Linked DNA regions of Homo sapiens: region 2 is linked to region 1. A link is an interaction called in ENCODE POLR2A ChIA-PET data of the cell type or tissue named here. Cell type or tissue: A673. All regions are shown on one strand. Links, peaks and the distances in the headings refer to the core of each region. The heading gives the core; the rest is flanking DNA.

Evidence for each region. ChIA-PET counts read pairs that join two places held together with the same protein. Peaks named below come from ENCODE experiments on the same cell type or tissue, not always from the same donor. Only the 100,000 strongest peaks of a DNase experiment are listed, where the experiment ranks them.
Region 2: POLR2A ChIA-PET joins it to region 1 with 10 read pairs; 2 of 35 experiments call an interaction of 5 or more read pairs at or near these places.

Annotation. Positions count from the first base shown.
Region 1 is chr5:109,691,390-109,700,023 of GRCh38, reverse strand. All of the region lies in intron 1 of MAN2A1 (mannosidase alpha class 2A member 1), which reads right to left. It also overlaps the pseudogene RN7SKP230. Among named protein-coding and RNA genes, the nearest start is that of MAN2A1-DT, 4.6 kb to the right of the region's middle. In A673, for the core only: no CTCF peak of the experiment used is centred there; no DNase peak of the experiment used is centred there; H3K4me3 peaks cover 4,877 bases; H3K27ac peaks cover 4,660 bases.
Region 2 is chr5:109,607,920-109,617,585 of GRCh38, reverse strand. No RefSeq gene overlaps it. Among named protein-coding and RNA genes, the nearest start is that of MAN2A1, 77 kb to the left of the region's middle. In A673, for the core only: no CTCF peak of the experiment used is centred there; DNase peaks (open chromatin) are centred at 4,965, 5,895, 6,325 and 6,825; H3K27ac peaks cover 6,137 bases.

The DNA.
Region 1 (8,634 bases), core at 502-8,501:
ACTCCACTTGCTCTAATGCTCAGAATATTTCCTTCAAGTGGCACAGGTGTAATTATCAAGATTATCCCTCCTTCTTATGAAGCCAAACTACCTGACATATACTGCATGGTATTTAATATCATAAAATTGAAAACACTATGTACTGGTTTTCTTTTTTTTAACATTTTTTATTTCTTTAACTGACAAATAGGATGTGAGGGCGATCTGGCTGCGAAATCTGTCACCCCATTGATCGCCAGGGTTGATTCGGCTGATCTGGCTGGCTAGGCGGGTGTCCCCTTCCTCCCTCACCACTCTATGTGAGCCCCTCCTGAAGCTGCATGCTCAGTCGTAGAGGATGACCATCCCTGATGGAGGACGGGTCTTCGGTCAAGGGTATACAAGGAGCTGCACTCCCCTGCTGGAACCTCCAAACGAGCTCTAACTGACAAATAAAAATTGTATATATTTATCAAGTATATCATTTTGAAAAATGCATACATTGTAGAATGCTAAATCAAGCTAATTAACATATGCATTACATCACTTATTTATTCTTTTTTGTGGTGAGAACACTTAAAATCTACTCTTTGCAATTTTCAAAACTACATGCTTTATTATTAATTATAATCAGTATGTTGTACAATAGATCTCTTGAACTTATTCCTCCTACCTAAAATTCCGTATCCTTGTTTACTGGTTTTCAATTTTTGTAACCAACCTATAGTCAGAGTACATAACACATTCAGTCACAGAATGAAATGTAGATGATATAAGGTATGTTGATGTAAAAAAACTGATGGCTGAGGGAGGGTGAGAAATGAGAAGGAAGAGAAATTGAGTGGGAGAAGGCTGAGAAGTACCAAATTCCTTGACTGACAGAGTGGGGAGTCACTTTAGGCCTAAAGTTGATGAATCAAGAAAACAAATGCAATTACATCATTGAAAGCTGTTAATGTATATCAAACAGAAATTGAATACAAAACTTTTTTAAAAACTGGGAAGAGTAGGGGGTATTGAGTTAAATTCTTCATCTCTTATAAAGGGAAACAATAGCTCAAAATTGAAACAAAAATCAAAACAGAGGTATATGCATATATTTAAAGAAGGAACCACACATGGAACATAAAGAAATGGTCAGAAGTGGGACTCAGAGAAGAGTGGACTAAAGATGGGGAAAAAAGGGAGAGGGATTCTATTGTCAATGTGTACCTTTCTATGTCATTTGAATTATTTCTATGTGCATTTATACCTTTTACATGTTTAAAAGAAAAAAAAAATCATTGGTAAAGTCCCAGCTCTCCGGACTCCTCACTGAAGCCAATGAAGTGCACCAGCAAGAACATAGGACAGGGTCAAATTTAGAGTCTTCTCTGCTCTTGGAAAAAGCATTTAATTTCTCTGGACTTCCAAAGGCACCACCTGCAAAGGAGGCCAGTGGTAAATCCATTTACATGTGAAAAATACACAAATGCATACATTTTTAAATGCAAAAAAACAAATACTTAAAAAACTCTACTTAACACTAACCTTAATACTACTCGATGAGACGCATTACCCCCATTTTGTTCGGACTCAGTATACTGCAATTTAAAGATGATACTAAAATCTGTGAGGACACAAATGGGGTGTTAGCCTGTGTCACAGCAACACAGCAAAGAAAGTGACATATAATCTTTAAAAGTGAAGAAAATGATGAAAATTAGCAAGAACTGCTCTTTGATAAGCAGAAGAGCAGGCCAGTACCTCTGCTGACAACCTGAAAGTACCCTGCCTCCAAGCTGAGCAACGCTCAGGATCCCAGAGACCGGCTGAGTTCCATCTTCTATTTACAGCTTATGAAGAAGATACCTATACCTGAGCTCTCCCTTCTCAGGACTAACTAACCCAAGCAATCAGACTGGGCTCAGAATTAAGCCCATCTGTGAATTACAGCAGATCCAAAAAGTCATAAAGTCATGGTTTTCAGTCTTGAAGCTATGGATCAATTTTGCCTAGTTCATGGCCCAGAACCTTCCTTCCCAGAGCAGTCCTACAGTGCAAAACCTTCAGGTGAAAGAAGAGAAACAAACTCATCAAGCATGTCGATGCTCTAGCATCAAAGTTCCCCAAGGATACCTGGAAATCTATGAAACATGTAGATAACACAAGTTTTAAACCACTCTCTAAAAACACAAAGTTTGACCAATGCTTATCTAATAACCAATTTACGAGAATTTTGTTTGTCTTTAATTAACTCACATCTACTTTAACAGATCTAACAATACTATTTGCCTCCAATATTAACAATAGAGAAATATAGTTTAAACTAGGGATTGGCAAACTCTGAAAAGGGCCAGAGAGTAAATATTTTAGGTTTTGTGAGCCAGTTTCTGTCTTAACTACTAAACTATGCCACTGTTGTGTGAAAGTGGTCAGAGACAATTGGTAGATGAATGACCATGGCTATGTCATGAAACATTATTAAACCACTTAAAAATGTAAAAACCATTCTTAGCACATGGCCCTATAAAGACAGGTGGCAGACAGATTTCACTCATAGTTAGCTGACTCAGCAGAGTTCAAAACCAGAGGCCTTGGAGACAAAAGAAGGAAGATTATTTGTCAAGAACTTCATTCTTTCCCTAACCTCCCACCTCCACCCCACTTTCGTAAAAAATGCTATTTAGAGGACAAAATGAAATGATCAGGAGGAAAGTCTCTATCCACTCTCCTTATTTTCCAGTTTCTTTCCCTGCTTTTTCTCATCTCAAGAAGATATTTAAAATGTTGTAACCAGAATCATCAAAATTAACAGAAATAAAAACAATACACTGAAAAGTAAACAGTCTGCCTGAGAAAACTGCAGACATTTCAAAACATTTTTGCAGACAATTTTTATACTACCTTATTAATCAATATATCTTATCTTCCTATGCTAAGAGGAATAAATCTGGATAAGTGCCAACCTGTAATTCAGCTGGAAGAAAGTAAAAGATGATCTATTTACAATGACCTGACCCTAATGTTTTTCTCAGAATACACACGTCCAATTGGAAAAGAATTTTTTTACGTTCCATTATAAGAATCTTCCATTTTTTCCTTCAACTTACCTATGAACATAATCTATCCTTGAAATTTTTTGTAACATACTACAATCTAGAATCCTAAATGTGTAAGTGAATTTCAGGCATCCTGAGAAAGAATAGAGTTCACCCATCAAAAAATGCTAATTGGCTTTTTGAGCTTCGGCCTTTTGATCAATCCTTCCTAAAACACAGAAGTGCTAACGACATGTACTGGGTATAAAGAAGAGGCCACAGCCAACACAGTTTCAACAGGGATGATTCCCACTCCCAGAGGATATTGAGAGCAGTGTCTGGAGACATTGTTGGTTCCTACAACTAGGGGTACAGAGAGAGAACAGTGATGTTGGCAGATATCGGGTAGACAGCAAGGATGCTGCTAGACACCCTACAACGCACAGGACAGCCCTTAACACGAAAGAATTCTCTGGCCCAAAATGTCAACAGCAAAGAGGTTACAAAGCCTGGATAGAGGCAGCAAATGGTAGAGTATGTCCAGTTTTAAACTAAAGTACTTTCTCTTCTTTAGAAAACAGTATGTTAGATTTAGAAATTTAACATTAAGATATTTAAGAGATACCAACCAGGCGCAGAGGCTCACGCCTGTAATCCCAACATGTTGGGAGGTCAAGGCGGGCAGATCACGAGATCAGGAGATCGAGACCATCCTGGCCAACATGGTGAAACCCCGTCTCTACTAAAAATACAAAAATTAGCTGGGCATGGTGGCTTGTGCCTGTAATCCCAGCTACTCGGGAGGCTGAGGCAGGAGAATCGCTTGAACCCGGGAGGTGGAGATTGCAGTGAGCTGAGATTGCACCACTGCACTCCAGTCTGCCAACATAGTGAGACTCCGTCTCAAAAAAAAAAAAGATATATACTAGATACCTACTATCCACCTGTCTGCATAAAATATAATTACCTTAAACAGGGCACTCTTTCAGAAAAGCTATGATATGACCTCAAGTGACAGAGTTCATCAAACCAAATGATTTACTTCCTCCCTATTATAGGCACATTTAGCTATACTCACTAAAGCACTAGATGTGAGCTCCATTTCAGTACAATTAATCCTCAAACCTGTCTGAATTTAAAAATGGTTTCAAACTTAAAAATAGCAGCTTGGCTTGATAACTGAAACAGAAACCCATTTTAGTTAAAATGTCCTACTTCCTCTCCTGATTAACCTACTAATAACAACTGAGAAGCAAAAATCACTATTTTAGAGTTCTTCCTCCTTGCCTTAGTTCTGCTCAAACTTTTATAAAAGCTGCTGCTATCAGGAACTTTTACCAAGACAGAAGGGATAAAAAATGCAATAAGGCCTTTACAATCCAGCAAATACAGGTCATCAGAGCTGCTAAATATCCTTTCATTTTCTTAAAGATTACAGAAGTTGGAGAACAAGGGAAAACTAAGACTCCTGAATGCAAAAAAAGCTAAGAATAAACCAGGTGATCAGCAACAGCTAGTGAACCACTCATTCCAGGAAACTCTCAACACTTCAGTCCTTCAAAAAAGACTAAAGTTTTCAGTTATCACAAAAAGCAATAGCTGACTCAAAAACAAATAAAAGTGGTCATTTTAGCCACTATTTTGCCCACAGCCCAGACACCTCTTAATGCAAATTAAAAGCTAAGAGAGAAAATCCCCTTCCAATAATACAATTGTGACATCTCCCTGACAAAAATATTTGTTTAGGCCCTGATAACAGTGTTCATCTGGGAACAACACACCCAATTCAATTTAAAAAAAACAAAAAACAAAACATAAACTACTATCTTCAGACCACAGACAGTCATGAGTATCTGGCCCAGTTGGTTTACAGGAAATAAGTTTGGGTCTTAGTGAAAAATGCTGATCAGGAAGAGACCCACAGGGCTGTTGGACTGAAGAGGAGTTAGAGGACACCATCCTCAAAAGGCTCTAATGTTTGTTCTTGCATTCCTAAATGCTGGATGCACTATCAACGTTCCATCACTTCCCAAAAAGCACAGATCTCCGCATTATATCCCAGAAAATAAGACAATCTCCCTCATACAAACGTGAACAAACCCCAGCACCAAGTGCTATTGTTTATAAATAGACTGCACTCAAGGAAGGGGAAGGAGATCATATTTTCCTTATATGTCATTCTTAAGTAAGATTTACAGATTTATGAAAGCAAGAAAAAAACTGGGGAATCAAAGTCCTAGTTATATGTATTGCCATGAGTCAACTTTCATTAATAACATCTACTATGCTGGACTCTTAAGTACTACTGATGTAAAGTATGTAAGCACATTTCTGTATGTGTATTACAGTAAGTTAAAAAAAAAAAACACAAAAGGCAACTGGGAGCAGTGAATCACACCTATAATCCCAGCACTTTGGAAGGCTGAGGCAGGAGAATAGCTTAAGGCCAAGAATTTGAAACCAGTTGGTCAACATAGTAAGACCCCGTCTCCACAAAATAAAAATTTTAAAACTGGCTGGGCACAGTGGCATACACACCTGTAGTCCCAGCTACTCAGAAGGCTGAGGTGGGAGAATGGCTTGGGCCCAAGAATTCAAGGCCACTGCAGTAAGCTGTGATTCCATCACTGCACTCCAGCCTGGATGACAGAGCAAAACCCTATCCCAAAGAAAAAAAAAAAAAGGTATACAAGTTCTCACCTTCTAATGGCTTTCAATCAAATGCTTATTTAAAGGCATTCTCACTTTCTCACTTGATAAATGTTACATAGGCAAAAAGATAAAGTTTTAACTTCACTTTCACATTTTCCATCGGAGTCTCAATTTCCATATTTTAAGAGTTAATATTAATCTCTACGGTCATATGCTACACTAATTACTTAAAAAGTGATCATTTGTTATACAAAACCTGACTCATTAATTTACTTCTCCAGATCCAAACATCAGACTAATTAATAAGACAACCCTATTATACACACCATAGATAGTAAGCACCTTGTGAAATCTGCTTGTAAGAAGTGATGACTAATTTCAGGGAGACCTTAACAAAGTTTCTCCTTTCCATCTGCTCAAATTCTTCCAAGTTATCATAAAGCATTTTCAAGACATTAGTCTCTGACCAACCTCTCATTCACAGTGGAATTTTTATTAATTTTCTTAGCTGAGATTTATTAACCCTGAAATATACACACAAGTTTCAACAGATTAGGCCCCCTGTTGCCTCTAGTCCTCCAAGGAATTCCTCCCAGAAGCAGAAGCAAGGCTTCGGAGTGCTTCAGGATAGACTTCCAAAGAATATCTTAGAGGCAGGCAGCTGTTCCGGGGTGAGAGAAACTGGAGCACCCTCGGCCAGCCCACTCTTGCCCCAGAGTCCAGCCAAATGGTGGAAAACACCAGAGTTGTGAGAGAAGAGAAAAAGAACAAACCCCCGCTCTCCAAAAAAACAACAAATAGATTGCTCTCAATCTAGGATGGTCTTTAAAAATATCTTGTTTACAAGATAGACCTAAAGCCTAGTGAAGGTTCCGTATCAACTGAAACCAACTAAATGGGCAATTTAGAGGAACCCAATACCTATCTAAATAAACCGTTCTACTAGATACCAAAAAATGACACATAGTGACCGACCTGCTTGGCTCTACTAAAACTCAAGAATTCAATACCCAAACTTGCCAAACAAATGTATTGCAACCTCCTTTTGCTATGTTTGGTATTATTAAGAATAAGTTAGAAGCAGTGAAAAAAAAAAGAATCAACTCAAGTTCTGGATGCTGGACTACACAATGGTTTTCATTATAATGTTTAGCTCTGAAATGAGCTCAAAGACATTCTGGGAAGGGTATAAATCTCTAGCAGTAAATGTTTCAGAAAAAGGACCATATTCATTATGGCTTCAAAATAAAAGTTCCTTTAGTCATAAGCTAAGGTACCAGAGAGCAACATGCTCTATACAGGGGGCAACCAACCCCAGGGCCATGGACCTGTTAGGAACCAGGCCACACAGCAGGAGGTGAGTGGCATAGCAGGTCAGCAAGCATTACCGCCTGAGCTCCACCTCCTGTCAGATCAGCAGCAGCATTAGATTCTCATAGGAGCACGAACCTTATTGTGAACTGCGCATGCCAGGGATCTAGGCTGCATGGTCCTTATGAGAATCTAACGCCTGATGATCTGAGGTGGAACAGCTTCATCCCCAAACCATCCCCCGAAACCCCCGACTCCCCCCATCCCCACCCCTGTCTGTGGAAAAACTGTCTTCCAGGAAACCAGTCCCTGGTACCAAAAAGGTTGAGGATCACTGCTCTATATTTTACATCAGATCTTTCCATAAGCAAATGGCAGCCTAAACAGTAGGCAACAGATTCCTAAGAGGCAAGACAACTCAGTGGCTGGGAGCCTGGGCTACAAAGGCTACCTGTTCAAATCTCAGCTTGCAGCTGTGTGATCTTGGGCAAGCTAATTAATCTCTCCGTGCCTCAGTGCCTCAGTCCCCTCGCCACTTAAGTTTTACCCTGTAAGATACGAAGGCTAATGTCACACACATAACGGTTAAGCTTACAGAGGGGTCTTAGAATGTCTATCTGCTTGAGGATTCAGTGGCCGTCCAAGCACTTAAAGAATACCTTCTTTCTGCAGTGAAAATCCAGTACAGAAAATCTGAGAAAGGCAATCTTAAATGCAAAATGTTCCACCTCCCAGTTGAGTACCAACAGCCTTCCCCTCCAGCAGCCACTTTGACCTTTCATCAAATGCTTTACGCTTAAAGCAGAACTTCAGCCTCTCATTGAGGACTAAGGATAGATATTACAATACTGGAATTAGCTTTGCCTAAGATTTCTCAGTAACTGAATGAGTCACTCATGTCTTTAGATTCTGAACAGAGAAAATGTCAAGGTTGCCAGAAAACCCAGGTCCAGATGTTTGCATAAACCATTTTCAAGTGATCATCAAGCCAAAGCCAAAGGACATTATTTTAGAAAACACTTTAAGTAAAAATATCACTTTTTATGATTTTCCTGTAATGGAGGAAAATCTGAAAATGAGGTTACTGGAGGGAAAAAAATTACAGTAATTTCAACCCCAAAATTACACAACATATCAAGCTAAGCTTAAAACTCCTTACCTTTTTCCAACTGTTTTCTTCAACCTCATCAAGAAGCACTGGACAAGCTCTGAGCTCAAGATTTAAAGATGCCCTCAGTGCTTGTTTCTATTTTCTCTGTCATACTACCTAGGGGAAGCAGAGGCTTTTAAAATTTTGATACATCTCTCTGCAGCAAGATTTTTAAAACCTCTCACCGACAAAACATGTTGAGTGCTCTGTATTGATGACAGCATCCATAAAAGGGTCTTTTTTCACTTTCACAATAATTCCAGTAAAGTTTTTACTTTAATCTCAATTAAATTCAAGCCATTTGCTCTAGCATAACACAAAAAAAATGGCAAGGATATTCTTTGGTCATTTAAGTTATCACAAAAGAGAAAAAAATATATATCAACTTCACGTCTAGGCTTCTCTTTCTCGTAAGTCAAGTAGGAATAGTTAGATTGCCCTGTCAGGGTTTGAGTTCTTCAGGTTCATTCGTTACAGAGCACACTACACACTACACAATACCCAGTTTCACCGCAATTTCTG
Region 2 (9,666 bases), core at 922-8,921, 83 kb after region 1:
ATTGTGTGGAGGACTTGTCGGAGATTAAACTGAAATGCTAGCTTGGGTAAACACAGTACAGGGGCAAGAATGACAAATGATTCACCTTCCCTCCTCAGAGCATTTGTAGGTGCTGTTCTCTCTATGTGGAGTGCTCTTCTGCTCTTCCCCCAGATCTCTGTATAACCTTCTCATTGTTCAAGTCTTTAATCAAAGTTATTTCTTCTAGAGGTCTAGCTTGATCAACCTGTTAAAGCAGTGCCACCTCTCCTTTGCAGCTTACCCTCTAGCGCATTCATACATTTCATTTCTTTTCATAGCATTAAATTATCTTGTTTGTTTGTTTACCTGTTTACTATCTTCTTACTAGAAGACAAATGAAAACAGGAATCTTTTCTGTCTGGTTCACTGCTGAAACCCTGGCACTGAGTGAATGCAGGGCACATAGTAGGTGCTCAATAAATACTTGTTCAATGAATGAGTGTGTAAGTTTTTTTAGTCAATGGGTAATGAGGAGACATAAGAGTTTTGAGTAAGGGAATGAGACAATCCCAGCAGTAGTAAAGAAAAGCTCACTTGAGAGCAGATCTTATGAAAAGAGGCAGTATGAGATTAAAGGCAGGGAGATCAATTAGGCAGCTATTTTCATTGTCCAAATAAAGGAGGATAACAGTCTAAACTCAGGCAATGGCAATAAGCATGGAAATATGGGATAGATGAGAGAACTCTGAAGGTCAAAGGCAGATTACATGAGGACTGATCAGATATGGAGAGCGAAGGACAGCTGAGAATGGAGAGAACAGTGGTGCCTTGCTTAGAAAGAGAGACTTCTGGAAAAGGAACTAATTTGGACAGAATTCAACTTGAAGCATCTTGAACTTCAAGTGCCAAAATCTGTGGAAATTAAGTAGGAAATCAAGTAGGCAATGTGTGCCCTTGCTTGGAAAGAGAAGTTAGGGGAGGAAATAAAGATTTGAAAGTGGTAATTGACCCCTTAGTAGTGAATAAGGTCTCTGAGGAAAGGTGTAGAGTGAAAAGAACAGACGGATGAGAATAGAAACGTGCAGAGGGCTGTATTTAAAGGATAGGAGAAAGGAAAAGAGCCAGCAGGATATGGGATGTGGGAGGGGTATGATTCAGGAAGGAAAAAGTAAATTGGGAGGAGATAGCATTTCAAGGTGGTCACAGGACAGACCTTATGAAAAGAGGCAGTATGAGGTTAAAGGCAGGAGGTCAATTAAGAGGCAGAGGACAACAGAGGTTGAGGATAAGAACCCTCCCTTTCTATCCCTGAAATGGGGAAAGCAGTGTGCAATGCACTGTACCGTTTCTCATCACTAAGACCCTCTGCCGCATTGCCACTCTTCCTGGAATCCACATCCATTTATGTGTCAATTCTACAGCTTAAAACCCCAGTTGCTCCTTAATGCCTTCCTGCATGTGATTTTTTCTCAATACCCAAAGCCTTATGTTTGAGATCTAGTTTCAATCTCTTAATCGCTAGACATTACTGAATACATCAAGAATAGAACCATGTAAATCACAATAACCATAATAATGATCCATAATAGTTATCATTTACATCTAATCTCATTAACACTGCTATAGTTTATCATCGGTGTGGACCTATTATACAGCACATAAGAAAAAAATGATAATGACTTCTTTTTCCTTTTACAAAGTCATGGGCTATATTTTGAGTCTTCTCTGGAGTATGTCCCTGTAACTCTTTTTTTCTCTTTGCTGAGATCTCACTGAATTTAAATGAATGTGGAATCTTTGGTTCAGAAGAAAATATGATCACACAAAATTTATGCAGAGTCATAACTAAGGAATGTTAGACCTTTCACCCCTGTCTTCAGGATCCCCCTACGTGATAACAAGTTATATGAAAATAACTGTTGCCCTACAGGACTTTTAAAATTAGAGTAATCCAACTCCTCCTTGATCTGCCACACTTACTGAGCACATGCTATCTGTGTGCACAAGAAGTGTGAAGGATTTGAAAGGGAAGCACCAGCCTTGGGCAGGTCTCAAGCCTGGGGAAGAGCATGCTTGATATAGCAATGATTATGTCATGAGAAGTGAGCAGAGACCTGCAGCCTATGTCCCTGAGAACTTGAGGTGCTTTCTAATACCAGTTTATGGGCAGCAAAGGATGGGACAGTCAGACCATCAGTCAGGCCTGGTACAGCTAATGCAAAAGCCAGAGAAGAATGAGGGTCCTTGTCAAAGTCCTGGATTCTTTGGATTCAAAACATCAGGTATCACTAGGGACAAAATGGATGAGAGTACAAGAGTTAAGCAGCAACTGGGCTAAACTAGTCCTTCTGGAGAATGAATGCCAGTGGTGTAGCAGGGAAGCTGAAGTCTAATGCCCAAGAGGAAACATAGTTCCTCTCCTCATTTTGATAACTCTTGGCATTGGTCCGATAAGCATGCAGGGCAAGCATGTTGGTTGGTGTTTAAAAGATAAGAAGGTAGTTGTTGCCTGGAGTACATGTCTATTCGAGGTCTTCCAGGAGTCACTTGCAGGCTTTCCCACTCTCTGAGATGTAGAAAAACTTTCTTCATATCCGTAAGCTCCTAAGTAGAGACTTGAAGACCCACACCATAGTTAGCACACATTTCCAGACTTATTTTTTATGGTTTTCTCTGTCTCTACTGTATCTATGTATGCATTTTAGGTTCCCACAGAACTAACCCAGGTGCAATACCCCATCCCTCATCAATTTTTACAAGAAACTCAGTCACACAGAGTATATTATAACTTTTGCAGTTTTATTGAATATTTGTGGGGTCAAAGGGCAGGGGTTGGTCACATCCATTCATTTATTGAGTACCCACTATGTTTTAATTACTATTCTAATTGCAATAGATATGGTAGTGAACAAGACATACATAATCCCTGTCTTTCTGGAGCTTCCAATACGGCGGGGGAGACCGATGACAATTTCCAAGGAGGGTGTGGCCACCTGCCAGCTTCCTTTTCTCCAACCATTTCCCCTCTCCTTCTCTAGAGCGGCTCTGTCATGTAGCTCTCTGAAGCCTGTGATCTGATATATGACTCTGTAGCCCCACCACATTGCTTTGTTTTTCACAAACCTTGGAATTCTGACAGAATGTCAGAATTTTGTTACACAAGCCAAATATCTCCATTTTGTTACACAAGCTTCTCCAGTTCCATGGAGCCAGACTGACAAGAACTGACAGGTCACTGGGCCATCCTGCTGCCAACTGGCAATGTTTAGGAGGCTATGTGGGATGATGGAATCAACAGAGAAATTTGGGATCAGAGGACTCTGGGGTCAAATTTCTGCCTCTTACTGTTTGTACAACATTGAGTATGTTACTTACTCTTTCTGGGCCTTGATTTTCTTTTCTGTAAAATAGATCATTATAAACTTCCTCTTGTTGTGATGGTGAAGACCAAATACGACAAAGCAAAGTCCCAAGCACAGGATAGGTGCTCAAATATAACTAGTTCCTTTCCCCTGGGTTCTAGAAAGATTCTAAAGTATACAATGAAGATGAATTAATCAGACCCCAGGATAGGAGACAAGAAGAGTCACATGGTCAATATAAGACGAGGAAGGTTAGCACTTGCTGCACTTTAAGGCACAACACGAGTATTCATAGATCACCCACACGGCCCTCTACTGAACCACGGGGTGACTACGCTCCTGTACTGTGAACTGGGTATGGGGCTTAACTAAACCTGCTGCACACCCTGGGGCTTAAGGTTGTAGCTCTCCCTCCCATTCCAACAGAATTGGCTTAAGATGGAACTGAGGCAGAAGTAAACCTGCAAAGGTAGGCCATCAGTGGGCCCATGAGTGAAACACTGGCAAAGACAGAGGCAGGGCAGGTTGAGAAGATACTTTGAATGCTCAGATGAAAGTCCCATCTGGGTGAGAGTCAAAGCCATGAAATATGCTCCAAGAGGGAAGGATGCCCCAGGTAGCCAGGCTGGCAGAATTTTTACATCCAGGGTAGAAGGAACACGTGACTGGCCTTGTGGTGAATGGCTTGCCGGGGGCTGAGAAACTTAGAATCTCCAGCTGGCAAGGACTCTGGAAGGTCATCCGGCCCAAGGATGACCTTCCGGAGCCCTTGCTAGCTGGAGATTCTAAGTTTATTCAGTTCTTAAACCTGCTCTGGACCTAGCACTACTGTATAAGAAGCCCCCACGTTTGAACTAGGCCAAATACTTAAATCTACAGGTGATTCTTGTGGCCTGGGGTGAGGGCAAGAAATTCTATATTTCAAACAAGCTCCAAGGAGATACCTACACTGCCAGTTCACAGACCACATTTTGAGTAGCAGTGTCCTAGGCTGACTCTCTGACAGATGCTTGAATCTTCTCTACTGTACTTCCATCAAGAAATCATTAGACGTACGCTTGATTATCTCCTATTAAAGGAATGTCATTTCCTCTGATGGGGTTCATTCAAACTTCATCCCTTCCAGCTGAACAGTTTGTGTGCGTATGTGCATTTCCTAAGTCCCATTATTAAGTTTTGCAGCCTAGTCAATCCTTTGGTAGCTCTGGCAGAAAATGCTTACTTATGTCTTTACACCATTTATCACTTTAAAGGTTATAATGTTAACTTAGGTTTTCGGTAGAAAATACAGATGAATAAAGGGAAACATTCAGAATATCCATAATACTACCAACTAGAGATACCTGCTGTTGAAATATTGGAGTGTTTCCCTCTAGCTCTTCCTTATTTTGATCTAAAATCTGATTCCTGTGTCTTTTCCTGGCAAAGTGTCACAGAACAAAGCTCAGCGGGGGCCTTTTCTCTGACAGCTTAGGACAATGGCAACAATTCTCCACTGGCTGATGCAGGACAACCGGCCTTTCCCACTAACCCTGTGGCTCCCGCTCCTCACAGGAGCAAAGTTTGGGCAGAGATGACAGGGAAGAAAACCCAGGCCCACTGGGTGACGATGACAATGCTGACATTGAGCTGGGGGCTGTTTTTCTAGTCATCAGGATAGCTTTACAATGAGCCATTCTGTTTCTTTTGCTTGATACTGCTTGTCACCAATAAGTAAACATTTTAAGAAGTCTGTGACCACCAAACAGAATGTTTTTCAGTGGGCAAAGTAGATTGGCTCATGGCCAATTATTTCCTCACCCTCACTCAGTTTCATTAGTATTATGATCAATTGAGTGTGGACTCTTGCGTTAAAATGCCTGCATTCACATTCTGGCCCCATCGTTTATTACTAACTCTGAAACCTTAGACTAGTTATTTAACCTCTGCTGCACCCCAGTTTCTCATCTTTAAATGAGGATAATGCTACTACCTACCCACAGGGTTCTTATATGGATTAAGTGTGTTAATATGCCTGTTGCTGAAAACAGTGTCTGACTTGTGGAAAGACTGAAGTAGATGATATCTAAAATGCATGCATACATAAACAGCCACAAAGTCAAGCTTAATGGTTAAGATATATTGGGATAAGGAGATAAGCTCGGTACTTATTTGCATATTTTAACCTCAAGAAATAATTTGGTAGGAAAAGGCTACCAAAGTGCCCAGAGCTAGCTGTGATAATGAATCCATTCTGCCTCAGAAGTCAGGACCAAGCTTGTTATCCACAGCCCCAAATCCAGCTCCCCTGGAAGGAGCTCAGTGGTCAGAACAGTGCAGGGGTCCATAAATGTTGGGCAGGAAGGACTGCTGTGGCCACCTCCTTTACCATGGCTGGGCTAATTCTGCTTAGTAGGCAGCCTTAGAGATGGCCCAGGATACACAGTGAGAGACTCGGGAAACCAGTTAACATTTTTGAGTTAGTACAGGTTCACTAGGACAAGCCGTTGAGGATTTCATGTCACTCCCTCTGCGTGCTGCTGAGACCTCTGGCTGAGCAGCAGATGCTCCAAGTCTTGAGAGATGTGCTGAGTCCCCTGGGAGTCACTGGCTCCTCTATGGGCAATTAGTGCATTACTACAATTATAGCTGGTTTTCTAGGAAGCCACTAAATGGCACCCTGATGACTAGAAAAAGATAATTTTCAACCCTATATACCTAACTTCCTATTAGAAAATTACTTAGACACTAGACACAATCTGGCACATTAATTAATAAATTCGTTTCTATGTTTCCTAATCCAGACTGTAAGTAGTTTACCCCATGCCCTGATCCTTGGATTTATAACCCTTTCTCATTTTCTCCCCTTTATCCATCCCTTTATTTTTTAACAGCTTGACTGAGGTATAATTGACACACAAAAACTATATATATTTTAAGCATACAATCTGATAATTTTGACATACAGATGTTCCTTGGTATCTGCCTGGGATTGGTTCCAGGCCCCCACGAGGGTACCAAAATCTATTCACTCATGTCCCACAGTGAGGCTTTTGGAACTCACATAAAGGAAAAGTCGGTCTCCCATATGTACAAGGGTTTCTCATTCTGTGAATACTGTATTTCTGATTCAAGTTTAGTCGAAAAAAATTGACATGTAAGCAGACCCATGCACTTCAAACCCATGTTGTTCAAGGGTCAACGTACTTTAAATTGTCTCTAGACTACTTATAATACCCAATACAATGTAAATGCTATGAAAATAGTTGTCATACTGTACAGGTTTTGATTTGTATTATTTTTACTGTTGTATTTTTTTTATTGTTTTTTTCCTAAATATTTTCGATCCCTGGTTGGTTGAATCCATGGAGCCATTTTATTTCAATCCCATGGATATGGCTGGTCAACTGTATGTCATCTGTCATCAACACCAAAGTCAAGTTAATGAACCTGTCAAGTCCATCACCTCCCAAAATTTTATCATGCCCGTTTGTAATCCTTCCTTCCTTCCTTCCTTCCTTCCTTCCTTCCTATCACGGTCTCAGGCAGAATCCTAGTCAATCACTAATCTGCTTTCTGTCACTATGGATTAGTTTGCATTTTCCAGAACTTTATGTAAATGGAACCATATCATAGGCACTCTTTTTTTTTTTTTTTGTCTTAGTATACTAGCTAGGACCTCCAATATGATGTTGAATAGAATATGAGTGGCAAAACCAGAAATCTATATTTTGTTTCTGATCTTGAGGGGAAAGCATTCAGTCTTTCACTCTTAACTGTGCCTTTTTGATAGGCTCCATTTTACTCCTTGTTTGATGAGAATTTTTTTAAAAATCAGGGATACTTGATTTTGTCAAATAATTTTTCCACATCTATTGAAACAACACAGAATAGGTTCATTGAAAGGGTTCATGACTTGACTTTTGAATGCTTTAACCAAGCTTGCATTCTTGGGATAAACATCACTTGATCGTGACATATTATTCTTTTTATCTACTATTGGATTTGATTCACTAAACTTCTGTTTAGAATTTTTGCATCTATGTTCATGAGGAATCTGGATTAGTAGTTTCTTTCAATGTCTTTGGTTATGGTATCAGAATAACATTCTGGCAGCATAGAATGAGTTGGGAACTATTACTGTCTTTTCAGTTTTCTGGAAGAACTTTTATAGAATTGGTACTGTTTCTTCCAACAGTTTGTAGAATTCACCAGTAAAGCCATCTAGACACAAAAATTTGGGAAAGGGGATTGTCAGGGAGGGGGGACTTTTAATTATTAAATCTACAAATATATGACTATATAGGTTATTCATTTCTTCTTCTGTGAAGGAATATGTTGTCTTTCAAGAAATTTACCTATCTTAGCTAAGTTTTTAGATTTATCAGCATACAGTTGTTTATAATATTCTCTTATTATATTTTAACATTTGTAGAATTTGTAATCATACCACCTCTTTTATTTCTGATGTTGGTAGTTGGTACTCACTGATAACTCTCTTTTTATCTTGATTATTCAGGTTAGAGGTTTATCAGTTTTATTGAGCTTGTCTAAGAACAGGCTTATAATCTTGGTAAATTTTTTCTATTGTATTTTTGTTTTCTATCTCATTGATTCCTGCTCTGATCACTATTATTTCATTTGTTCTTCTTACTTTGAGTTTTAGCTGCTCTTATCTTTCTAGATTTTTTCAGGTAGAACTTAAGATCATTGATTTGAGAACTTTCCTTTTTTATAAAGTAGATGTTTAGTGATGAAATTTCCCCACCAGTACTGCTCTAGTGGCATTGCAAAAATTAAAATGTATTTTTTTCTTTTTTATTAGTTCAAATGTTTCCTAATTTCTCTTTTGATTTTTTCTTTGATCCACAGATTATTCAGAAGTATCTTATTCAATCTCTAAATATTTGGGGATTTTCCAGAAATACTTCTGTCATTTTTTTCTAATTCAATTACACTGGCTCTGGAGAACATACTTCTTATGACTTGAATCCTTTATAACTTTATTAAGACTTATTTTATGGCCCAGAATATGATCTACATGTCCAGTGTGCATTTGAAAATAATGTGAAATTTGTATTCTGCTGTTCTACAAATGTCAGTCAGGTCAATGGGTTAAAACTGGTTTTCGAATCTTCTGAATACTTCCTAAATTTTGTCATCTTGTTTTATCAATTACTGAGAGAGGGGTGTTGAAATCCCCATGACAATGTAGATTTTTCTATTTCACCTTGAAGTTCTATCAGTTGCTTCATGTATTTTGATGCTCTGTTATTAGGTGAATTACTGTTTAGAATTTATGTATCATCTTAATAAACTGACCCCTTTATAATTAAGAAATAATTTTCTTTATCCATTATAGCACTTCGCTGTTTAGGAATCTATTTCACTTTATGATATAGTAGTAACATAGTAGCTGGTATCTTGGCATGCCTTTTTTCATCCTTTTAAATTTAATCTATGTGTGTCTTTATATTTAAAGTAAGTTTCTTGTGGGTGGAATTTACTTGGGTCCAACAATGTTTGTCTTTTAATTGGAGTATTTAGGTGATTTGCAATTAATGTGATTGTTGGTACGGTTAGGTTTACATTCATTATCTTATTTGTTTTCTATTTTCCCCATTGCTTCTTTGTTCTCTTTTTCTTCTCTTCTCCTTTGTTTTTTTAAGATAATTTATTAACCTATTTAATTTTTTATTGTTTTCATTTATCTCCTTAGTTGTATTAAGAGTTAGTCTGCTCTGGCTGCTATAATAGAATATCATAGAATGGCCAGGCACAGTGGCTCACGCTTGTAATCCCAGCACTTTGGGAGGCCGAGGCAGGAGGATCACTTCAGGTCAGGAGTTCAAGACCAGCCTGGCCAACATGGTGAAACCCTGCCTCTACTAAAAATACAAAACTTAGCTGGGTGTGGTGGGACACACCTGTAATCCCAGCTACTTGGGAGGCTGAGAATCCCTTGAACCTGGGAGGCAGAAGTTACAGTGAGCCAAGATCACGCCACTGCATTCCAGCCTGGGCAACAGAGTGAGACTCTGTCTCAAAAGAGAGAAAAAAAGGAATATCATAGACCGGGTGGCTTAAACAGCAGATATTTATTTCTCACAGTTCTGGTGGCTATGAACAAAGTCCAAAATCAAGGTGCTGGTCAAGTCAGCTCCTGGTCAGGCCCTCTTCCTGACTTGCCTTTTGCTGTATCCTTGCATGGTGGAGAGATGAATCTATGGTGTCTCTCTTCTTATAAGGGCACTAATATCATGGGGCTTCACCTTCACCCCATTAAGGAGATAGAGCTTTATAACCTCATCTAAACCTAATTACCTCCCAAAGGCCCCACCTCCTAATATCATCACATTAAGAG